2 separate regions of the Homo sapiens genome follow, and region 1 is linked to region 2. A link is a loop called in an ENCODE intact Hi-C map of the cell type or tissue named here. Cell type or tissue: IMR-90. All regions are shown on one strand.

Region 1 (5,000 bases), 290 kb after region 2:
TGAAGTGAACACAGAGGAGAACACTGACAAAAACAAACCCCCAAACAAAAAAATTACAACAGAAAAAAAAGGTGCTAAAGCTAGGCCATCAATTATCTTTCAATAATTGGGCAGGGTGGCGCATGCCTGTAATCCTAGCGCTCTGAGAGGCTGAGATGGGAGTATCACATGAGGCTAGGAGTTCAATACCCCATCTCTACAAAAAATTTAAAAATTAGCCAAGCATGGTGGTGCGGGCCTGTAGTCCCAGCTGCTTGGGAGGCTAAGGCAAGAGGATTGCTTCAGCCCAGGAGTTTGAGGCTGCCGAGAGCTATAATCATGCCACAACACTCTACCCTGGGTGACACTCTAGCCTTGTCTCTTAAAAAATGGAAAATCATTAAGTGTTGTCTGTGGTTTACAGATTCTCACACTGTTTACTTGGTTGGTAAAGCACCTCACTCAGGCCTGCACCATGTTGAACATAGGAGAAACCGCAGCCCAGGCTCTGAGCTCCAGTTCTGGGAGCATGAGTCAAGAGGACATTTGGACATCTGTAGGAGCATTAAGCTGGAAGAAAGCCCTGAGCTTAGGATGTATCATTCCAATCAGTGATGCCCTCAACAGAGAGTATTACAATTATTAAAAGAAATATCCTGGCTAAGCAAAGTTTCCAAAGGGGGCAGGAATGGTATGCTTGCCCAACTAGAAGAAGGAAGCCACAGGGCAAAGTAGTGCAAGGATAGCACTCCAACATATGGAAGAAAACAATTACTCTCCAATCAGACTTGCAAGGAACTAAATCATCTAAGAGTTTAAGGAGCCCTAAGAAAGTCAGACATCTACAAACACTTTTATTTGGTTGGTCCTACCCACCATTTATTTCTTCCTTTCCACAGTGTACAATACTGAGAAATGAAACCAGAACTTGGCAAATACTTAGGAAGAGAAGACACATCTCTATGTTTAGAATGAAAACATGCAAAGCACCATTCGGACAATCACCGCAGTTCACTAAGATAAAGTGAAATAATGTTAGAGGAATAGATTAGGGACCCTCAGAAAATGGTCTGAGCCAGGCACGGTGGCCTCATGCCTGTAATGTTTTGCCTGAGGCAAAAACATTGCTTGAGCCCGGGAGTTAGAGACCAGCCTGGCCATCACAGTGGGATCTTGCCTCACAAAACAAAAAAAAAAAAAAAAAAAAAAAAAAAAGGAAAGAAAAAAAGAAAATCAGCTGGGCATGGTGCTGCACACCTGTAGTCTTATCTACTCAGGAGGCTGATGTGGGAGGATAGCTTAAGCCTGGGAGGTCGAGGCTACAGTGAGCAGTGATGGCGCACCACTGCACTCCCAGCCTGGATGACAGAGTAAGACCCTGTCTCATTCTTTAAAAAAAACAAAGCAAGGCAAAGCAAAGATAATGGTCTGGACGTTATTCATAATCACTAAAATTGGAAATAACCTAAATATCCCTCAACTGGGTATAAATTATAGTACACCACACAATGGAATACTACTCTACGCTAAAAAAGACATGGGCAACAACACGTATGAATCTCAAATACATGATTGCATTTGTATGACATTCTGACAAAGGTTAAACTATAGTTAAACAGAAAAACATGAGTGGTTGCCAGGGACTAGAAGTTGACTCTAAAAGGAATGGAGGAATTGGGACAATGGAACAGCTCTAATATCTTGACTATGGTGATGATTTCATAAATATACGTTTCTCAAAATGCACATTTGCCAAAACTCACAGAATTATATGCTAAAAATGAGAACATTTTACTGTATATAAATTATACCTTTAAGAATATACAACAACACAATAAAAACAACGTGCACAGGAAGAATATACAATATTTTAATTTTTAACTCAAGAAAACTTTTCCCCTAACTAATCTGTAAGTAGTTTGGAGAGAATATCAAGTTCAAAATTAACCACCCATTCATTATGTTTTAAATCATCTACTTTGATCACTACTTTGAATACTAGTGTATTAAAATACTTAAAAAATTTAAAAAGAAAATGGTTTAGATGAGAAAGCAAGGGGTTAGAAAAGCACAGAAAAAAAGTCTCACTGGTTCCACAAAAGCAGCTTAAGAAAGTCTAAACTCTTGGGCAATAGCTAAAAGAAAGCATCAGATGGAGCATGAGGTCATCCTCACAGGCCATAAAGAGGACACATTTTGTTCAAATAAAGAAAAAAGTTCTACTAAGTACTTATGCCTACTGACATTTCTTTTCTACCTTGAAATAAAATCATGTGATACAGCTTAATGTGAATAAAGTAATACCCAATTCTCAATCAAATACAAATTCTATACAAGCTCAGAGATTGTTCTCTTACTGAATGACTTTCAGTTTCCCAAATTTAACCATATGAAATTATGCTGTGAGAACCATTCAATTTAACCTTTAGAAATGAAGTCATTGCCTTTTAGTGGTAAAAATCTGCATTTTATCATCGACAGAAAATACAATGCCCTTGGCTTATTCTAGAGAATGCTTTTTTTTTTTTTTTTGTTAAGATAAGTTAGGCACAGAAAGTGCAGATGATGGTGTATCTGTGCCTCAAGTAAAAAGGGCGGAAATAAGAATATACCTAGTTAGGATAAAGTATCAAGCACATAAGCTTGCTTTCTTCCTGTCTTCAATCCTCTTTCTCTAACTTGGGTGAGAGGCAGCTATCAAGGCAGTGCCAAAGGTGCCAGGTGATGAGGGCTGCCAACCCACAGAACTATCTGAAAGGTATGGCTCATAATTCTTGCTGTATAGAAAAGCTTCCATGAATAAATCTGCCTCCCTACCTCATCCCAAACTGTCCCTTTTCCCCTTTTTTCCATACTCTAACTTCTCAACACACTAGTCTTACAATTTTTTGTTAACTCAATACTCAGTGTTTATAGTATCATGGCTTTGTAAATGATAGCCCTCCAGTTAGAGAGCTTCCTCCCAAGAGTTCTTCCATCCTCCTGCGACCTCTGCAGGGTGGCTTGCTAGGATTCCCCTTGACCAAGACTCTGGCAATTCTTTTCACAACCTTTCCCAGATTGCTTCCTCAATCCATGCCTTCTGCTTTATTGGTTTATTTCCCTTCATTTTTGTTTAACAAACAAACAAAAAACTATAAACTATTTCATAGACAAAATGTCTTATCTCTTTGAGGTCAAGTAAGTAAATCCACTATTGATTTTGTAGTTTTATTCAGGAGAAAAACTATCCTACTCTTGAATATGTTGAATCAACAGACAAACTTCTTCCATTATTCATCAGTATAGTAATGTACTATATTTTTGAAATAACTGAATGCTTTAGTAATGATGTGAAGAAAATTTATTTTAGTATGAAACTTAATTGTATCTACTCAAACACAGGAATAAGAGATAGTGGTTCAGAAATACCAATTTGTAAGAAGAAAATGTTTATAGGAGAGTTTAACACTGGGAGGTATACCTTCCAATTATTTTCAGCTAAAATATTCTACGAAAGCAGGTACTTTACTCAAATCGTAAACATCCAATTTATATCAAATACACCATTAAATTGTAATAGTTAAAAGTAGCATTTCTATTTTGAACTGGTAAAGATAAACACAGAAAAAGGCCATTTAGACTTTTAACAACTCTAGAGTTACTTTTCTAAGAATTAAATGATAATGAATTTTTATAGGAATACTACAATAAACATCTTCCACATTTTCAGAATTGAGACATGAGACCGGGCTAAAAACATAGCTTACACATGGTATATGGCATTGAGAATACAAAATAAAGCAAATCAACCACCATCTACAACTGTGCACATCAATTACAAGGCTAGGATTAAACAATAACTTAACAGGTTTAAAATACTATTTTTTTCTTTAACAGTTTTAGATCAATTTTTATCACTTCCAAAGTCTCTATAGGCAAGAGGTAAGAACTTATTACAGAACCAGAAAATGCCTTCAGAGATAATTAAAATAAAATGTGCAGAGTAAAAAATTTAAAAGACATCTGATGAGGCACAAGTCTTCATTTCATGGGCAAATCAAGAACTTGGGGCAAGGAAATTCATGTCACACTTAACTGTGTCCCACCCAACACAAGAATGCAACTTCAGAAAAGAACAGAGAAGAAAAAAAGTCAGCAAGTAACCTATAATATAAAAATTACCTTAAAATCAAAATAAATGTTAGTAAAGGCTAAATGGCTAAAACACTTTTCATACTTCCTAAAAGTACTTTGAACATTCATTTTTGCCTGCAGACATACCAGTATAGGTTCAATAAACCTTAAGTGAAAGTTTTATTTTTATGTCTAATTAGTCTTTTAAAAGCCTTACATTTTTAAAGCATTAATAAAAATAGATAATTATACAATTCAGAAGAGAAAGTTCCAGTTTTTTCTAACATGGAGAAAAATGGCAACAATTATGATAGAAATTTATTACTAATTAAAACAGAAAGTGGTCAATATTTTGAAGAACAACAAATGCATCCAATTAAAAACCCAATCATTTTACTCAATAAAGATTTATAGGATGATGTTGTTAAAAAATATATGCTATTCTTTGGCCTAGGTTTCTACTTTATGGACATGTTCTGAGAAAATAATTATAGACTGTGATTTATCTGAAGGAACAAATGTTTATGAGAAGAAAAAACAATAAAACAACCCCAACATCCAACAATAGAAGGCTGATTAAATCAATTCTAGTAGAACTATTTACAGCGTTCATTCATCCAACAATATCTGCTAAGCACCTACTTGGTGCCATATACTCTTCTAGGACCTGACTGTATAGTTAAGAATAACACAGTAAGGCCTCCCATCCTGAAAAGAGCTTACAATACTTAAAAGAAAAAGAAATAAATAAGGAAACCCACATTGTGGTGAATAGAAGAGTTAGTAGTACAGATAATTTCTATCCTTTTCACTCACTTATATTTGATGCATTTAAAAACAGAAACTTTGACAAAAAATTCGAATAAAGAAAAATATGCCTAAGGTTTTGTTTCTAAAAGAAAAAA
Region 2 (5,000 bases):
GAGGACGAACCATATCTCCGAGAGTGCTCCTGGCAGAACAGAGCATAGATGCTGGGGAAGAAAGGGAAGGATACAGGAAAGGAAGAATGAGAGAGAAGGAAAGGGTTAGGGGCGGGGGTAGGCGGGGAGAGAAGAGGGTCCTCAACACAGATGCTGATGTGGGGCTGGCAACTTCCAGGGGACTTAGGATGCATCCAGATTAGGCAAAAAATGAAAGCACCAAACCACACCTGTCCATCCCCTGACTAGCGCCATGCCAGCTTCATTCCTTGGGCTCTTTGATTTTCACTTCCTTGGTCACCTCCCCCAGGTCCAGCCCGATGAGGCCACTTCTGGGAAGAACAAAGGAGGCTCTGTAGGCTCTGCTGGGATGAGAAAGATCATCCCAGGAGGCAGGCAGGATTAACATGCGGCAGTGTTGCCACACACACTCGTGATATTATCCTGTTGGTGTATAGGATTATATGTCATTAGGATTACAGGGTGTAATAACTCCAGGTGCATTTGACATTTCTATTCAAATTGTACTTTGGGGAAACCTATAGGTTTTCCTTGCTGATGATTTATCTGGTTCCTTCCCCTGAGAGCCTGGCGTTCCCATCCTGCTTGCTTCCCTGCCTGCCGCCCCCAAAACTCCTTCCTGTGCCCTCAGCGGCTCCCACTCTCAAGGACAGCTGTTGGGGCCCCAGTCCTTGCTTTCCTGCCGAGTGTGGGGTGGGCCTGGTGGGAGAGGAGATTGTATCTGATCCAGCACATTCCTCTCATTTTACAAATGCAGAAACCCAGGCCCAGAGCATGATGGAGACTAGTTCAGGCCACTCTCTCCAGGTGGCCCAGCTTGGATCAGATCCTGGTCTCAGCCTCCTGGGAGAGGGGACACCTTGCCAAGGTGCCCCTGCTGGCACCTCGAGCAATCAGAAAGGGTGACATCAGCCACCCGGAGAGACTTCTCATTTTGCCTTCCACATTCCCCCACCTTCCTTTTCATTCCTGCCTTTCCTTTGTCAATTCTGTGCCACCTCTTCATCTCCTCCCTCCCTCCCCGAAAGGCCATGATGGCCCGCAGGTCAGGACAGCCCTTCCCGGCCTGAGCCTCTCCAGCTCTGGGAGTTCCAACACCACTGCCGGTTCTTCGAGAGCAGTGAGGGGACCTGGCTCCCCCTGGCTTCCCCAAGCCTCTCAGCCCACAAGGCCCTGGTCCTTCCCACCCGTAAGACTCTCCCGAGACCACACAGCTAGTGCAGGTGGGACCTGAGATTAGCATCCAGCTCTGATTATTCTGAAGTCCAGTTTCTCCCTCTGCTCACTCCAGGTCTGGCAGCTGCTCCTCGCTGTGGCGCACTCAGCCTTTGGCACACAGCCGCAGGCGCTCGGCAGGTGAGGAACCTGCTTGGGAGCAATAAAGCAGGGGGCAAAACTCCATGGCTGATTTCAGACAACCGACTGCTAAATGCCAGACACATCCACACAGCTGTGGAAAGACAGCCACTCATGAGCAGCCAAGCAGATGCCCCCCAGAGCTGATACCCCTGGACACAGAATCGGGGGCCTTGCTTTTTATGGTGGGGACCATCCATTGTCCTGACATTATTTCACTGACTAGAACCCACCGCCCTGTCAGAGGGGCATGATTTTCCCTGTTTTACAGATGAGGACACCGAGGCACAGAGAGGGCTAAGGACTTTCCTGAGGCCACATAGCTGGCGCAGGGACAACCTGAGATTTGAATCCAGATCGGATTGATTCTGAAGTCTGGGTTCTTTCCTTTAACATTGGGAACAGGAGCCTTTTTGGAATAGTGCCTCTCCTGAGTCCCTCTCCCTCTGGAGGGAATAGGTTCTCTAGGGTGGCAGGGATTTGAGTTGCAATTTGCGAGGCTCATGCAAAGGGTTAAGTCGTCAAATGCCTGAGATGTGGACCCAGAAGCCACTTTGAAAGGTGCCCTAGAGCAGTCTGGCTGTAGACACGCTCACCAAGGGGCTCTAGCAACCCTCCCCCTCCCACCTCCCCTCCTTCTCTCCTTCTCTCCTTCTCTTCTCCCCTTCCCCTCTCAGGCTCTGCACCCCTCAAGACTGCTCCTCACAAAAACTCTGATTCTGTTAGGAAAGATCTTGCAGTCCTAGAACAGAGTCTGGCACATAGACTCAAAATTCCTTGAGTGACTCCGCAGAATGAAGCTCTTTGGAAGCTGTGAGGTGCACTACCCCACTATGACCACACGATGCCACCCTTGAGCTGCACACGCATTCCCACCCGCATGCTGGCAGCAGGTGGCAGAGCAACAACTGCTTTGCAGCTGGGTGGGATGGGGAGGGTCAGGATAGCATCAGGGGCAGGAGCTCCCGTGGTCACAGGTATTATTCAGCCGTGCCGTTTTGCTCGTCGCCATCGTCCCTTCTCCCACTGCTGTCTGGCTGTCACCTAGTGGGGGCTCGGTTGGCCTCACAAACCTGCAGTAATTGTTCCTGGACCCGTAAACCCAGCCTTTCTTCCTGAACCTCCACAGCAAACCCCCAGCCCCACTCAGGATCCTTTAGCACCTCTGAACTCAGTTGCAGGCGACACGCCAGCTCACATATTGCCTTAAAATGGCCTCCAGCAGCTTCTGCTTAGGGAAGGAATCTTCCAGGGGCCTTGTTTCTTGAGGGCTGTGGCTCTGCAGCAGTAAAGGCCTTGGGGAGGCCTGATGCCACGCCCCCAACCTTGGGCTGTCTCGGCACAAGTGGCCACCCCAGGGCCGAGTGGGAGGATTCCAGATAAGGAGGGTCCCTGGCCCCTGGCCATTTCCTGGCCGCAGAGCACTACGGCACTCGGCACTCGGGAGCCTGGTCATCCGTCTCATTGTCAGTGGTGGACAACAAGATGGATGTCCGTGTGGTCATTCCTGACCTGCCGTGGCCTCACCGCGGCTGCAGTGTCGATCCCCCAGCTATCCGGCATGAGGAGGAGGGACTGGGAATCTACAACAACCTGTAATTGGCATAACCTGTTTTCTGCCCCATTTATTTATTTATTTAGATGGAGTCTTGCTCTCTCACCCAGGTTGGAGTGCAGTGGCGCAGTCTCGGCTCATTGCAACCTCTGTCTCCTTGGTTCAAGCGATTCTCTGCCTCAGCCTCCCAAGTAGCTGCAATTACAGACTTGCGCCACCATGCCCAGCTAATTTTTGTATTTTTAGTAAGAGTCGGGGTTTCACCATGTTGGCCAGGCTGGTCTTGAACTCCTGACCTCAAGTGATCTGTCCACCTCGGCTCCCCAAAGTGCTGGGATTACAGATGTGCCCGGCCCCTGGCCTCTTTAGAGGTGAGGACCCCACTTAGCTGTATTTCACTTCTCTCCATATCATATAGGTCCTCCTCTGTCCTTTATCCCAACATGGTTCTCACCTTTGGGGAAGTTTCCTTAGGCCCCCAACCCAACTCTTGTATATGACCCCTGCTGTCAGCTCTGTCCCCTGTCAGTCCCCTGCCCCCTGAGGGCTGACACCTGTGGGGCCTCCCCCAGGGATGGTAACTCACACCTTCCTCTTTCCCAGGGTGTGCAATTCCACCTCCTCTCTCTAGAGGTCTCTGGATCCTCAGCAAGCAATATTATTGACTCTAACAAGCAATCAAGGACTTTATTTGAAGGATTTGGGGGTAGTTCACAGAATGAAGGGCGCGGTTAAGATCCAGGCCAGGGCAGGGCAGACATTAGGCAAGTCAGTGATACAGGCAGTGGAAGCTTGTCATCTTCTCGCCATACACTGCTGGGATCAATCAGCATCAATTATTTTGTTCCCAATCTCAGTATCCTTTACAGATTTCAATTCTTGTGTCCACCCAGTGGGCAGAAGAGGGCAGGACCTCTTGAGTGACAACCCACCCAGAAGTGTCCATGGTGTGGAAGGGGGTCATCCCCAAAAGGATTTCAGAAGGAGATCATCTGTATACAGAGGACAGAATGCTGGGAGAGCTGTGTGACCTTCATCCACCAAAGCGGTTTTCCCTGGCATGTAATTGAGCCACTCCTTTATTTTTCTTATCTGTGGAGTCTCTCACTTGACATTGCCCACTGGTAAATGATGAAAAGAGTGGCATAAGTGAGGCCCAGAGAGGCTCAGTGCTGGACTTAAAGTCACTCAGCAACTCTAAAGGAGAGCCAGGAGACCCCAGTTCCATTCACTGTTCTTGGGTTTGCTGTGACTCACCTGGAGCCCTTGGGGCAGCCTCCCCTGTGGACAAGGCCTCCCGCAGATACTTTTTGGGGTAAGGGCTTCCTGACTACTGTTGAGAGGAACAGCAAGCCCAGACCGCAAAAAGATCCAAAGGAGACAGCAGCCATCCCATGGCAGGGGGGCTGGAGGGGAGGCTGTGGCCCCTCCAGGGCTTAGCTGGTACCAAGAAGACCGGGTCGGGGAGGGAGAGCCAGGACCTAGGGGGAGGAGGGGAGTGGGGGGGGAGGTGGGGGGAGAGGAAGAAAAGAGTCCTGGGGAGAAGAGAAAGCTGAGAGCCCCAGAGGCAGGAGGCAGGCAACAGGAATCCCAGCTGTAATCCCCCTCCACCTCCCAAAGTCACAACCTCCTTCTTATGAGACAGAAGTGGCCAAGCTGTAGCTCACTCCTGGGAAGGGGCAGTTTGAACCTGCGGCTCCCCTTCATTTTCCCCTTTCATCTCCTGCATCCTGCGCCTCCTCAGAGCCCTCTGCTGTGCCTGGGCTTCATTTGGATGGTCTGGCCCAGGGTCTCTCTGCAGCCGTGGTGCTTCCTTGGTTCCACAGTGTCAGTACACCCAGTTCCCACAGGGGACTCTCCCAGAGTCTCAAAATGCTAAGTGCCCCAAGAAGAAGATGCCATCCCTGGTTGAGACCTTGGGGACAGACATCTTTGAACTTGCAAGTGTGGGCTCTGATGTGCTTTCAGCAGACGCTGCTGTCATGGAAAAGGCAGGGGTCCCAGGGCCAGGCCAACTTAGCCTGATTAAATTGCTCCTGGCTGTCTCAAATGAGCTGTTTCTCCAAGG

What was found. Hi-C counts contacts between places; a loop is a spot of excess contacts. Peaks named below come from ENCODE experiments on the same cell type or tissue, not always from the same donor. Only the 100,000 strongest peaks of a DNase experiment are listed, where the experiment ranks them.
Region 1: a loop joins it to region 2, with 3 times the contacts of the local background. A loop is called at or near these places in 2 of 110 quality-filtered maps.

What each region holds. Positions count from the first base shown.
Region 1 is chr7:127,918,370-127,923,369 of GRCh38, reverse strand. The region is part of intron 14 of SND1 (staphylococcal nuclease and tudor domain containing 1); the gene reads right to left. Among named protein-coding and RNA genes, the nearest start is that of SND1-IT1, 77 kb to the left of the region's middle. In IMR-90, no CTCF peak of the experiment used is centred here; a DNase peak (open chromatin) is centred at 2,129.
Region 2 is chr7:128,207,177-128,212,176 of GRCh38, reverse strand. It overlaps MIR129-1 (microRNA 129-1), which reads right to left and starts at 4,305; the gene lies at 4,234-4,305. All of the region lies in intron 1 of LOC124901744 (a long non-coding RNA gene), which reads right to left. In IMR-90, CTCF peaks have their summits at 2,223 (motif pointing right) and 3,564; a DNase peak (open chromatin) is centred at 2,226; H3K27me3 peaks cover 2,493 bases.